Linked DNA regions of Homo sapiens: all the other regions are linked to region 2. Evidence: chromatin contacts called from ENCODE Hi-C or POLR2A ChIA-PET data. All regions are on one chromosome and are shown on one strand. The core of a region is the stretch at or near the end of the contact, and the rest is flanking DNA. Distances in the headings are between cores, read along the strand shown.

Region 1 (4,703 bases), core at 650-3,149, 470 kb after region 2:
TTTGTATTTTTAGTAGAGATGGGGTTTTACCATGTTGGTCAGGCTTGTCTCAAACTCCTGACCTCAAGGTATCACCTGCCTCGGGCTCCCAAAGTGCTGGGATTATAGGCGTGAGCCACTGTGGCCGGCCTTGTTTTATACTTCGAATGGATGTGTTACCCGTACATCTTTTTTTTGTTTGTTTGTTTGTTTGAAGATTATGTGTTGGTTATTTGGAAAATAGTTATACGTACCTTCTAAATTTTGACATATTTCATTATATAGAATCAAAAAACCACGCCTGGCCCTAAACAATATTTCAATAATGATATTAAGATGTTATTTGCTCTTTTTTTTTTTTTTTTTTTTTGAGACGGAGTCTCGCTCTGTGGCCCAGGCGGGAGTGCAGTGGCGCAATCTCGGCTCACTGCAAGCTCGGCCTCCCGGGTTCATGCCATTCTCCTGCCTCAGCCTCCCGAGTAGCTGGGACTACAGGCGCCCGCCATCACACCCGGCTAATTTTTTTGTATTTTTAGTAGAGACAGGGTTTCACCGTGTTAGCCAGGATGGTCTCGATCTCCTGACCTCGTGATCTGCCCGCCTCGGCCTCCCAAAGTGCTGGGATTACAAGCATAAGCCACCGCGCCCGGCCTGTTTGCTCTTTTATACTGTGTTAAAGGCTATTTGAAAATTTTATTTTGGCCAGGTGCGGAAAATTTTATTTATTGTTCTTTATCCACAACAATGCATCTCAAACTGTACACTTTTAAATTATTTATACTAATGGTACAAAAGCAATGGTGAGTAAAATTGCTGGAAACAGCACAAATCAAGGTAGTGGCAACCTAGTCCATGCACTCACGGTAAAAGATATTGATTTTAGTACATCTTAATGCCTGAGTCCACATTTTTGTACAATTCTGTGTTGTGTCAAGGAAAAACATTTGTACAATTGTTTGAGAGTTGTGAGCTGACTTTTTAAACATCATTTCTACTTGAAAGAATAAATGAGAGATAAACTATGGTTATATATTTAGATTTGGATGTCAGCCAGATATTTTCTCAAAAATGAATGAAATGAGCCTGTTGCTGGCAGCATTTGTTGACAATTATAAGTTACAGTGAACTGATAGTGATTTTAAGCAAAAATAAAAATTTTAGAAAACCTGAATCTAGGTCAGGCACAATGGCTCACACCTGTAATCCCAACACTTTGGGAGGCCAAGGAGGGCAGATCACTTGAGCCCAGGAGTTGGACACCAGCCTGGGCAACATGGTGAAACCCCGTCTCTACAAAAAATACAAAATTAGCCAGGTGTGGTGGCAGGTGCCTGTAACCCCAGCTAGTCAGGAGGCTGAGGCAGGAAAATCACTTGAACCTGGGAGGTGGAGGTTGCAGTGAGCCGAGATCATGGCACTGTACTCCAGCCTGGGTGATAGAGTGAGACTCCGTCTCAAAAAAAAAAAAAAAAAAAAAAAAAAAAAAAAAATATATATATATATATATATATATATATATATATATATATATATATATATATATATATATATATATATATATATACATAGCTTCATGGACCCCTGTAATTTTGGAGAGACCCCCAGAAACTGTGGACCACATTTTTGGAGAACTGCAGATTGAAAGTAAAGTCATTTCTGACTCAACTGTATTTCCTTCTCACTTCCCTTATTTCTTCTCTTTGCCTTTACTTTTGATGAGATTGGCCTGGTAGGTGTGCTGATCTGGTATGGATACAATTCCTGGTCAGATCTCCACTTCTGACTGGCAGTCTTGGCACAGGCACTGGACAAATGCTGGAAATAACCATGGGCACAAAGGAGAAGACCAGTTCTTAGCTTAACCTAGACCTTGTGGGGCAAAAACAACAGGGAAGGGCCAACCTTGCTAACTTTGTTGGCTTGCTTGTGTGTACATTCAGAAATTGGTCATATCACGTGGACTTGAATCCACAGTGAGACATTAATTGTGAGTCAAGTACTTTCCTTCTGAAGAAGTCTTTAGGGCTCCAGGACAGGAGAGACTCTTAGGCTAAAAAGGGCCCTCCAGAGGTCTCAGCACTACACACTGTTGCCCCAAACCTTCTGAGTTATATCACAGTCATTTCATTCTGATTCATTCTAATTATCTCCAGGTAAAGGGCTCCAGTTTCCTGGCTTTAATAAGCCTTTGGAGTTAAGAGATTTTTCCTTATGAGTACTCCAGATGCCCTCTTTTATAATTTAAGCTAATTTCCTTTAATTTTATTTTTTAAAATAAAAATAGCCAAGAATGGTGCTCCTTATGCTTTTTCTTTATATTTTGCAGAAATTTTATTATCTATATTTTTACTCCAGTCTACTTTATCCTTTCTTTTCTTTTTCCTTTTTTTTTTTTTTTGAGACTGTGTCTCACTCTGTTGCCCAGACTAGAGTGTAGTGGCGTGATCTCGGCTCACTGCAACTTTCTTCTATTTTTAACCCAGTTCCTTCAGTTCAGTTGTTCTGAACTGAGGCAATTTTGCACCCCTCAACCGTCAGGGTACATTTGGCAAGGTCTAGAGACATTTTTGGTTGTCAGAGCTCTGGGTTGGGGGATGAAATTGCTACTGGCATTTAATGGGTAGAGGTCAGCAGAATTACTAATTGTTTTGTTACAGCAATACTTTCACACACTTTATGTTCAAATGATGGAAATATCCTACAGTGCACACAGCACCCTCCATCAACAAAGAATTATCTAGCCCAAAATGTCAACAATGCCAGCCTTGAAGGACCGACCCGGCTTTAGTCCTTCCTTGTAATTTGGTAGCTCTTTCTTAATGTTTTTTGCTGCATTATGAATTCAGTTTTACTTTGTATATTAACTAGAATTGTGGTTTTATTTTGGAGAAACTATTTTGTGTTCGGAATAACTAAATACATTTTAGAGGTCGCTCACTCTTTGGAATTCTGACTTACATTTGTGCTATAGGTCATGCCACATCATTACTTTCTGCATGTGAATGAGCACAACTACTTGATGACTTTCAAAAACACAGATTTCTGGCCCAATTGAGACTTTAAAAGAACTCTTCTGGAAATGCCTGTAATTAGCCAGATTTGGGAATCATTGAAACAGGAATTTATTCATAAGCTAAAAAATAGGCAGGCTTTTAAGACCGCTACTGCATAAAGAAAATGTCCTTTGTGGCTCTCAGAAATAATATCCACCCTCCTGGGCAACCAGTTCTGTCAGTAAAACCAGTCAGGTAACCATCAGGTTGGAGGCGCCCAATAGGAGTGTGATTCTTTCCGGCTGTATGCTGTACAGTTGACCTTGTTTGCCACAAATTAGGTTTCCAAAGAGGGAGAGTAAAAAGAAATGTGGAAGGGGGTAGAGGAGATTGCTAGTAGAATAAAATACTATTTACCATATACCCTAGGAGGGGCCTTACTCAGTGCTGATTTCTCCTCCATAGCGTCTACTTGCTACCCACATTCACCACAGTGGTAGGTGACCTTAAACACTACTTGTGGTGTACGTTATCGTGCCCAAGACAGTGGAGTCACCGGGCAGCACAAGGGATATCCACTCAACTCCTGCTGACTCAGGCATGGTTTGCTTGCCCTGTCCATACTTTACTTACTCTTGGCTGAAAGGAAAGTTAATGAAGATGAGCTCATTTGTTGCAGCAGTTTCATGAGGTATACAGTTAGAAATTTGTTGAGGAAGGGAAGAAAAGATAAATATCTTTTACTTTTTTCTTTTTTGCAGCCAGAATGTAGCCTTTAATACTGATTGAGGCAGAGCTCAGTGTGAGAGCTGTGCGAGCCTGCACTGAATCCTCGAGTTAGGCCCCCTTGTCTCAGGCAGCCCTGGACCTGGGCAGGCCTCCTGCAGAGAGGACACAGGGCATGGTGGAGCATGCTTGATCAAAGAGAAGGGCAGTAACTTTTTAGATGAAGTGAATTTTGTTTGGAAGGATAATAGCTTCTTTTTCTTTTTTTCTGTTTTTTTTTTTTTTTTTTTTTTTTGAGTGGAGTTTCGTTCTTTTTGTCCAGGCTGGGGTTCAATGGTGCGATCTCAGCTCACTGCAGCCTCCGCCTCCCGGGTTCAAGTGATTCTCCTGCCTCAGCCTCCAAGTAGCTGGGATTACAGGTGCGCACCACCACGCCTGGCTAATTTTGTATTTTTAGTAGAGACGGGGTTTCACCACATTGTCCAGACTGGTCTCGAACTCCTGACTTCAGGCGATTTGCCCGCCTTGGCCTCCCAAAGTGCTGGGATTACAGGCGTGACCCACCACACCTGGCCTAATAGCTTTTTTTTCTGATTAGTTATTAAGGAAGCAGAGTAGAATTCTATGAAACATTGTAATATTAGTTTATATTGGAAGTATAAAATAAATACTGGCTCCATCTTAGCCCTCTGGATTTCTTTTATTTTTGTTTTTACCCTTTTTAACGGAGATTTTCAAACATATACCAGAGTAGAACTGTATGGTGAATCTCCATGTACCCATCACCCACCAACAGCAGTGAAAACACATGACCCATCTACTTTCATCTGTGCCCCATCCACTTTTCTTCTCCTGCACCCTCCCCAGCCTCCAGTTATTTTAAAAACATATTTCAAGCATTAACGGATAATTTCACTTACAAGTACGTAAGCTAGTCAGTGGTCGTGTTTCCCCTGATGGTATGCACATTTTTTTCTTTAGTTAGTTGTCTGGTTTCTTTTTAAA
Region 2 (4,622 bases), core at 557-3,056:
TAGCTGGGGGAGGTGTCAGCTGGGCCCCTCCTGTGCTATCTCCCCAGAGGACATCCCTGACTCCACCCCTTTCTTCCTCCCAAACTCTGCACCTCTTCCTCAGCTGCTCCAGACCGGCCAGGGTAACCAGCTAACCATGCCTGGCATCTGGAAGCCAGCAGGCCAGAGGGTGGCCCAAAGGCTGATGAACGGTAGGGAAGGGTGAGCAGATTCCTATGTTGGTGGGCACCAATATTCCAAGGGCAGCTCTCTTTGCTGAATGAGGGCCTTCTCGTGAGGTACTGACAACACCAGCAACTCGAGAGCTGGGAAACTCAAGGAGGAGGAAGAAAATCAAAACCACCCTACTCCCTGGGGTGAGGAAAGAACAGGAGGGGAGGAGGAGGAGTGTGCTCTGCACTTGCCTTGCTCCAGGATGGGGTGGCAGCAGAGGAATGTCACAGGTCAGCAGCCTAGGCCTCCAGCTATAAATAGTCCGGAGGGCCCGAGAGGCTCCCGCCCGTCCAGCAGGGCTGTCAGCTTCCTGTGTGGCAGCACCTGGCACACTGGCTCTGGCCAGCATTATGCTAAAACCCTGTTACTCTCCAATGAACCAGGGAGGCGGGCTCCTCTCTGCGCCTATCCCTTGAGAATTCTGTCTTACCAGTGAAGGGTGGGGCTGCCCAGATCAGGCAGCAGGAGTGAGGGGCACAGTCACCCCAGGCCTTGCTGAGCCCAGGTCTGGGTACTGAGTGTCCAGAGCTGCCTCCCCAGGAGGTTAAGGTGGGGGCAAAGGGGAAGCTTCAAGCACTTTGCCTACTTTTGTTCACTCCCCAGTGCACTGTGACTCAGGCCTTCCCATCAGGCCTATTTGTCTACCCAATAAAGCGTGTTTTTTCCAGAAACAAGAAGAGTTGGGAGAGGGAGCTTCAGTGCATGTGGCAGTGCGTGTGCTGGCGCGTATCATTGCACGTATGTTTTCCCTCTTACCGTAGGAAAAATGAAAAAAGAAATCCCTCCTCCATAATCGCAGCTACTCCAGGGGTCAGCGGCGGTGCCCACTCAGTCCCCATCCCTCTCTCTCCCCTCCCGCCAGCGCCCCCTCCCGCCCTCGCCGCAAGCTGGCCCCGGCCTTGCCGGCCCTTCTTAGGGGCTTTATCATGCCTCCTGCAAGAATAGAGATCACACACGGGACGGAAACGTTAGACTCTCATCCCTTGTGCCCATTCCTTGGTCACGGGCCAAGCTGCCGCATCCTTAGCGGTCCAGGCATCGCGGTGCCCCTCGGGCCCCTACCTGGACTAGGCCCACAGCCGGGCTCTAGGGGGCGCGCGATCCACCTCCAGAAGGCCGGCTGCGAAAATCTACCCAGCTACTGGCGACGTCACCGCACCGTAGGCTGAGGATTGGCTGACTCTGATTTAGCATCCTAAAACTTCCGGTTCCAGAGCTTGGCTCGCCAAAGACCCTCCCTCGAGGGAGAGAAACCACAGCCCCCAGAATTCAGCGGGCCTCTCCGAGAGCACGGCGCGTCTGAGGATGCGTAGTAAGGATAACGGGCCCGGAAGCCGGAAGTTCAAAGCCGGCCTCCAGCCAGAGTGACGGCCTGCGCGGACTCCCGCCTTAGTGGGCGGAGTTGTGCCGCGTCTGATGCGCAGTTCCCTTTATAGCGCGGCAAGCCGAATCCTAGAGGCTAACCCGGCAGGTGGGAGGGAGAAAGTTGCTTTCTGCACCAATAGCTGAGGCGTTCAGGGTTGTCCAGGGACGCTACCCTCACGTGTCTGGTTCCGAGTGCTGCGTTCGGCTGTGCTGGGAAGTTGCGTAGACAGTGGCCTCGAGACCCTGCCTGCCTGAGGAGGCCTCGGTTGGATGCGAAGGAGCTGCAGCATCCAGGTACGCTGCCGGCTAGGGCCGAGCAGGGGCTGCCAGTCCCACTGCCTGCGCGCCCACCTGGGCCAGTCTCCGCTTGCCGCGTCCTCCCATCCCCTAGTCTGCAGGCCTGGTGCCCTTGAATTCACCCGCTTCTGTTGCGTTGCGGACCGCGAGCTGCACTGCTTCCTGCCCAAGCCCAAGCTCCTCGCAGCAGTAGGTCAGTCTTGCTAGAGCTCAGCGCTAATCCTGTCAAACCTCGACTCCTGCCTGGCGTCTCGACCCTCCACGCTCCAACTCTGCCTCTTCCTTGCTCTATAGACCTCTGCGTCCTGATAAGTGGCTCTCCGGGGCACCCTTCGTGCATATCGGCTATCCAGCTCCACCTCTTGACCGCTTTCACTTCCTGGAATGCTCTCACTGCTCCTCTTCTCCAGGCCATCCTTCTAAAAAGACAGTTCCACTCCCACCCCGATTCCCACCCCTACACCTTTCTGCTAAGTTTTCTCAAGCCCCCACCCTGTCTTTGAGCTGTTGTCTCTGAACTCTCACAGTGCCTCTCCATGAGACCATAAGCTCCTGTATGACAGAAGCCATGTTCTTTTTAGCGGCCTCCGTAGCATGATGTACGTTATGTTATGTTATGTTATGTTATGTTATGTTATGTTATTTTGAGACAGGGTCTTGCTTTGTCGCTCAGGCTGCAGGTGTGCGCCACCACGCCCGGGTAATTTTTAAAAAAAGGTTTTTTTTTTGTTGTTGTTGTTGTTGTTTTTAAATAGAGAAAAGGTCTCCCTATGTTGCCCAACCTGGTCTCCAACTCCTGAGCTCAAGCCATCCTCCCGCCTCGGCCTCCCAAAGTGTTGGGATTACCGGCGTGAGCCACCGTACCCGGCCGATGTACTACTCTCTAAGTGCCAAACAAAAAGTAGATAAAAGATGATGGATACCTTAAAAGCCCTGAGTTGACCACTATGCAGTGTATGCATGTAACAAAATCGCACTTCTACCCATACGTTTACGCAATTTTTTTTTTTTTTTTTTGAGACGGAGTCTTGCTCTGTCGCCCAGGCTGGGGTCCCGTGGCGGGATCTCGGCTCACTACAAGCTCCGCCTTCCGGGTTCATGCCATTCTCCTGCCTCAGCCTCCAGAGTAGCTGGGACTACAGGTGCCCGCCACCACGCCCGGCTAATTTTTTGTGTTTTTAGTAGAGATGGGGTTTCACTGTGTTAGCCAGGATGGTCTCGATATCCTGACCTCGTGATCCACCCGCCTCGGCCTCCCAAAGTGCTGGGATTACAGGCGTGAGCCACTGTACCCGGCCGTTATTTTATTTATTTATTTATTTGTTTGTTATTTTATTTATTTTTTTGAGACGGAGTCTCGCCCTGTCGCCCAGGCTGGAGTACAGTGGCGCGATCTCGGCTCACTGCAACCTCCGCCTCCCGGGTTCAAATGATTCTCCTGTCTCAGCCTCCTGAGTAGCTGGGATTACAGGCATGTGCCACCATGCCTGGCTAATTTTTGTATTTTTAGTCAAGACAGGGTTTTATCATATTGGCCAAGATGGTCTCGAACTCCTGACCTCAGGTTATCAGCCCACTTCTGCCTCCCAAAGTACTGAGATTACAGGTGGCTCACGCCCAGCCTTTTTTTTTTCTTTATTATCATTATTATTATTATTTTTAGAGACACAGTCTTGCTCTGCAAGTGCAGGGCCGTGATCACAGCTCACTGCAGCCCCAAACTCGTTGGCTCAGGCAAGCCTCCCACCCAAACCTCCCTAGTAGCTGGGACTGCAGGTGCATGTCACCACACCCAGCTATGGTTCTCAATTTTTATTCTAGCCTAACACACTGGAAAGATACAGTACACCTCCATCAGTGGCAGTGACTTGATTCAGCAGTGGTTTTCAACCAGGAAGGGGGATGTAGTTAAATGAAAAAAAAAAAAAAAAAAACAGGTGTTTCTGGAATTTTTTTTTTTTTGAGGGGTGGAGTTTCACTCGTTGCCCAGGCTGGAGTGCAGTGGCGCGATCTCAGCTCACCACAACCTCCGCCTCCTGGATTCAAGCGATTCTCCTGCCTCAGCCTCCTGAGTAGCTGGGATTACAGGCATGTGCCACCCCACGCCTGGCTAATTTTTGTACTTTTAGTAGAGGTGGGGTTTTTCCGTGTTGGTCAGGCTGGTCTCGAGCTCCCAACCTCAGGTGATCCGCCCTCCTCGGCTTCCCAAAGTGCTGGGACTACAGGAGTGAGCCACTGCGCCGGGCCTTGGAATTTCCTACCTGCCTTTTCTCCTTAATTGTTGCCTTCTTTGAACTGTTGCTCCCTTGGCCTCTCTCTTTCTGGTCTTATCCTCTCCTTTGGTTTTGCTTATTACCTCCATATGTATCTGAAACATAGCTTCCCTTCTAAGCTGTATCTATCTAAATTTGTATTTCCATCTGCCTGATAGACATCATCACATGAATGTTGTGTTGAGTATCTTAATTTTTTTTTTTTTTTTTTTTTTTTTTTTTTTGAGATGGAGTCTCACTCTGTCGCCAGGCTGGAGTACAGTGGCTGCAACTTCCGCCTCCTGGGTTCAAGCAATTCTCCTGCGTCAGCCTCCAGAGTAGTTCCGACTACAGGCAGGCGCCACCATGCCCAGCTAATTTTTGTAGTTTTAGTAGAGATGGGGTTTCACCATGTTGGCCAGGATGGTCTCAATCTCTGGACCTTGTGATCTGCCCACCTTGACCTCCCAAAGTGCTGGGATTACAGGCGTGAGC
Region 3 (4,736 bases), core at 467-2,966, 490 kb before region 2:
TGGGGGAAGGCCGGAGATGTGAAGGTAAATGCCAGAAGAAACAGCTAAAAGAGGTGAAAACGTTGCCTCCAGAGAGGGGAAGACGATGGGGGCAGGGCTCTGCTGTTTGTCTTAACAAATCTGGTACAATTATTCGATTCTATATGTGTGTACATGTTCTAAGAAATATTTCATTAAAGAAAAGAAAAGCATTTAAAAAATAAAAATGCAATTCATGAAAGTTCACGGAACCTCTGGACCACTTCTGCTATACTTAGAGATCTCAATAATAGTTTGAAAATCGCCCCAGCTGCGCTGGCATCGCGGCAGCCCCCGGGGGAAGGTGGGAGCGGTGGAGAGGCCGCCGGTGGTCCGTCCTCCTCCCCCCGCCCGCCCCCTCCATTCCCCTCTCCTGCCGCGGCGGCGGCTGCGGGCCGCGCGCCAGTCTCCTCACCCCACCTCCCCCAAAAGTTTGAAAACCACAGGACCCAGCGTGGGCAGTACAGGGAGACGTCGTCTCCAAAAAGTTACAAAATTAGCCGGGCGTTGTGGCACACGCCTGTAGTCCCAGCTACTCGGAGGCTGAGGGAGAAGGACCGGTTGAGACCAGGAGGCTGAGGCTGCAGTGAACCCTGATTGTGCCACTGCACTCCAGCCTGGGTGACAGATCAATACGCTGCCTCAAATAAGAAAAGAAAACCGCAGAGCTGGGCCTTCATTTGAGACCATGTGGGTATCATTTTGATTAAACCACAAAGCATTTTCTCTCTACAGCAGCCCACAAGGGTGAATCCCACTTCCTTTTCCTCCCAGGTGTCACCTCTAACTCTTCGTGTCAGGAGTTTTTCTACCTCTCCGGAGTTCTTTGGCTCTCAGGAACCTAGCACGGCATCACGCGAGTCCCGGCTCAGGTGAGGGGGGAATAAAGGGAACAGGAAGCGCCTTTTGCGGGGCTTTGCAGGCTGGCGGTCAGCGCCTTTCTGCACCCGTGTGCCTGGGGCCTGTCACTCTCCAGCCCCAAGGCCTTCAGCGCATTCCCCGCAGAGCTCCAGGTTACAGTTTCCTCAGCCGCACAGCAAGCATGTACCTCACATTTTTAACTTCTGTCAAAGAGTGGGCCCTGCTCTCATGAGTTCAGCGCTCAGTGGGAGCCAGGTCCCAAAAGTGAACTTCAGGGTCACGCGAGAAGCACGTGTACGCCCCACAAGGGCGTGATTTCGGGGATTTGTCTTTTTTTTTTTTTTTTTCCAAGCTGCTGTGTGCTCAGTCCCTGAGACAGACCCTGCCACCTCACAGGTGCTCAACAAATAGTTCTGGAGTTAACTAACTTAAAAGTACTGTAAAAGAGCTACACAGCAAATTAAATTCGCTGTGCAGCGCAAAGGCACCCTACACACTGCGTGAACGCTTCGGCTCCTGGAGCGCCGGCGACTGCGAAGCCAGGACGCAGGCAGCGGGGAGAGGCAGAGGCGCCGGCCCCCGACCGTCAGTCAGAGGCGGGAGCAGGCGTGCCCCGCCCCCCGGGGGGCGGACCCGGGACGCGGCGGCGCGGGGGCGGGGCCTGGTTCTCCGTGCCGGGGGGGCGGGGCCGGGACCGAACACACCGGGCCGGTTGGGGCCCCGCTCGCCGGCGGGAGCCACCGGAGCCCCGGCCACGAAGGGGTGCGACCCCCCGCCGGCCCCGCCCTCCCGGCTGCGGCCTGGCCAATCAGAGCGGCTCTTACTGGCGGGTGGGCTGAGCCGGCCCAGCTGCTCGGAGGCTCTGGCATGGTAACATCCCCGCGCGGGGGTGGAGGGGCTCGGGGCGGTCCCACAGCGCCCCCTGCGGCCCGGGCCGTGGCCGATGGGGCGGGGAGGCCGCTGGGGATAGCTGGGACCCCGGGGAGGGCGAGGGAGGCCAAGGGTGAGGGAAGAGAGCCCGGGAGGGGGGATGGGGGCGGGGACTGGGGGCGAAGGGGCGGGGGAGGCCATGATGGAGCCTGGCCGGGGGCGAAAGGTGCGAGAGTGGCGGGACTGGGTGAAGAGTGGGATTGGGAGAGGTGGGGGTGGGTTCGCGGAGAAAGATCGGGAAAGAAGAGAGAGGGCGGAGATGAGGGGACTGAGGGGACCAGGGGACAGGTGGGGACCAGTTTCCCCTCCTGGGATATTTGGTGTGCGACATGCCCTTCCCCCAGCCCCAGCGCCCGTTCCCTTTGGAAGCCTGGGTGCTCCTCAGACCACTTGGGGACTCCCTGCTTCACCTTCCTGCATTTGCAAGAGCTTGTCTCCTGAGGTGGAGAGGGGGCCTCTGAAGAAAGGGGCTCCCAGCCCAGGCCATCAACAAACTAACGACTCTGTGTGACCTTGGGCAAGTCACTACCTTTCTTTGGGCCTCAGATTTCCCATCAATTTTTTTAAAAAGGAAATGCATGAAAATTAAATCCCAGATCTCTTCCAGGGTCTAAATGAATAGGTTTTTGAGGAGGAAGTTTAGGAGAATGGGTTTGGTAGGGAAGCAAAGGAAAGGATGAAGATGGAGGCGAGGCCTTGGGCTGGGGCTGGAGAAATCCCCACGGGTGCGGGGGGATGGTAGACAGAAAGCCTGCCGGGCTGGGGCTGGCTAGCCTTATCCTGTTGGAGGGATGGAAGAACTCTAAGGAGAGGAGGAGGTTGAAACCTAACTCCACAATGATGGAGACCAAAAGTAACATTCGCTTCTTCAGAGGGAGAGTGATGAGATGGCAGGATCAGAAAGAAGCAACAGGGGCCGGGCGCGGTGGCTCATGCCTGTAATCCCAGCACTTTGGGAGGCCGAGGCGGGCGAATCACCTGAGGTCAGGAGTTGGAGACCAGCCTGACCAACATGGAGAAACCCTGTCTTTACTAAAAATACAAAATTAGGCGTGGTGGCCCATGCCTGTAATCCCAGCTACTCTGGAGGCTGAGGCAGAAGAATCACTTGAACCCGGGAGGCAGAGGTTGTGGTGAGCTGAGATCGCGCCATTGCACTCCAGTCTGGGCAACAAGAGCGAAGCTCTGTCTCAAAAAAAAAAAAAAAAAGCAACAGGAAGATACTTTCTAGTAAGGCAGATCTTTGGGGAGCAAGAGGAAGAGTAGGGCTGGTCCAGGAAAGTTGGAAACTAGGATGGTCTTTGAAACGGAAGGGCAGGTGCTGTTTGGGGCAGCTGAAGAAGGGCCGCAGGTAGATCACAGGGTAACCAGCTGGTCTCTCAGCCTTTTTTTTGATGATGGCTACCACTTTCTGAGAGATGTGCCTCCCAGCCTTCATCTTCAGGAAGTGGGAATGAGTCAGACCAAGCAGACCTTGGGAACACCTGGCTCGCTGAGGATTTCTGGATTGTGTAAGGATTGGGGTTAAAAAAGAAAAAAGGAAATGTATCTGAATGTAAGCAGTATCATCTGTGGCGCCATCATCCTTGCTGGGAGGCAGCTTTGTGAACTGGTTGAAAGCACAGGCTTTGGAGTCAGACTGCTTGGATTCCAAACCTGCCTCTCCCATTTAATGTCTTGGAACCTTGGTCAGGTTACTTAATCTCTGAACCTCAGTTTCTTTATCTGTAAAATGGGAATAATAACCTCTGAGATGGTTGCCAGGATTAAATGAGTGTTTGACACAGTATCTGGCTCATAATAAGTGCTCAGTAAATATTAGCTATTAGCTGTTATCATTCCCTCTTTCTGTTTTTTTTCCTACTGCCTCTCCATTCTTGTCCTTTTCTCCTTTTATTCTTCTGAGTGCTAAGTTCTGAGATGCCCCTTAGATGTGAAGTCCCAGAAGTATTGATTGCATCTTTGGTGGTGGGAAAGGGGTGGCCCCTCACTGGCCCAGGTGAACATATGATGATCAGATGATCAAGTGTCTCTTCATCATCTCTCAGCCCACAAATGTGTTTTTGTTCCAGGGAAGACACAGGATCTGCTTCTCTTTCAGCAACCATTTCTATATCCTTCCCTGTCACTAGTTAATGTCTTCATATTCTCACCCAGAAATAAAATAAGACCCAAAGTTTTATGGCACTGCAGCAGGTAGGAGAGGGACGGGGTGTTTCAGGAAAGCAGGGACACAACACGGGAAGCTCAGCGAAGGAAGGGCTTTGGAAGTTCTGTAGTAGTTTATGTTTATTCCATTGTTCTGTCCTCTGTGGGGAACTGTCCAGAATAGGCCAGTGTCTGAATCCTGGCCAGAGGTCTTCATCCCAAGTTGAAGATGACTGTATACAGTTAGCTTTATTAGGTTTTCTCATGCCAACATTTCAATCCAATTTCCTTTTTCCAAGCCACAAAGACTTCTGCCAAGCTACCTCTCTCTGTCACAGCCTGTATGTCAGAGAATTTATACAGATGTACATATGCACACGTGTATACACTGTTTTCAAAGTGCATTTTAGGATATTCCAGTATGCAAAAATCTAATAAGGTTAGAGATGAGACTGCATTTTATCACAGCACTTTGTGTGCAGGGCCCTGACTAAACACTTGGGGGAGGTATAAAAGGAGAAAACTCAATCCCTGAATGTAGGGAAATCCCCACATGAGTGGGAGACAAGCAGTCCCACATGAAACACCCAGCAAACATTCACAGAGTAGCATGTCACTCTGCAAAGTAGTGCATCATTTATCCTGAAGGGACACAGGTAGGAGTGTGTGTATGTGTGTGGGATAGTCATAAGGGTAACCTGAAGGAGGTGAATATTGGATCATCTTGAACAAAGCATGAGACTGTAGAATAAAAGAAATGTGTTTCACTTGAGGGTAAT

Evidence for each region. Hi-C counts contacts between places; a loop is a spot of excess contacts on that map. ChIA-PET counts read pairs that join two places held with the same protein, here RNA polymerase II (POLR2A). Pooled maps may share reads with other maps.
Region 1: a pooled map shows a loop between it and region 2 (3-fold over the local background). The contact joins the enhancer-like site here to the promoter of COX14 in region 2. A Hi-C loop is called at or near these places in 5 of 50 pooled maps. POLR2A ChIA-PET finds 5 or more read pairs at or near these places in 3 of 52 experiments (HEK293, activated CD4-positive, alpha-beta T cell and activated CD8-positive, alpha-beta memory T cell).
Region 3: a pooled map shows a loop between it and region 2 (16-fold over the local background). The contact joins the promoter of PRPF40B here to the promoter of COX14 in region 2. A Hi-C loop is called at or near these places in 14 of 50 pooled maps. POLR2A ChIA-PET finds 5 or more read pairs at or near these places in 4 of 52 experiments (CD4-positive, alpha-beta T cell, PC-9, activated CD4-positive, alpha-beta T cell and 1 more).

What each region holds. Positions count from the first base shown.
Region 1 is chr12:50,578,177-50,582,879 of GRCh38, forward strand. All of the region lies in intron 1 of DIP2B (disco interacting protein 2 homolog B), which reads left to right. Among named protein-coding and RNA genes, the nearest start is that of DIP2B, 76 kb to the left of the region's middle. RefSeq lists enhancers at 1,266-1,405, 1,806-2,005. Within about 2 kb of position 1,900, at least 4 of the 41 ENCODE cell types and tissues checked have a DNase peak (open chromatin) inside an H3K27ac peak, as active enhancers do.
Region 2 is chr12:50,110,430-50,115,051 of GRCh38, forward strand. COX14 (cytochrome c oxidase assembly factor COX14) reads left to right here and starts at 1,807. Exons shown (of 2, transcript NM_032901.4): 1 at 1,807-1,872. It overlaps GPD1 (glycerol-3-phosphate dehydrogenase 1), which reads left to right. Exons shown (of 8, transcript NM_005276.4): 8 at 1-884. RefSeq lists enhancers at 1,247-1,296, 1,357-1,616, 1,837-2,076, 2,087-2,136.
Region 3 is chr12:49,621,845-49,626,580 of GRCh38, forward strand. PRPF40B (pre-mRNA processing factor 40B) reads left to right here and starts at 1,717. Exons shown (of 26, transcript NM_001031698.3): 1 at 1,717-1,749. The coding sequence starts at 1,747. It also overlaps a transcript of FAM186B not described here. RefSeq lists silencers at 523-572, 1,433-1,932 and an enhancer at 763-852.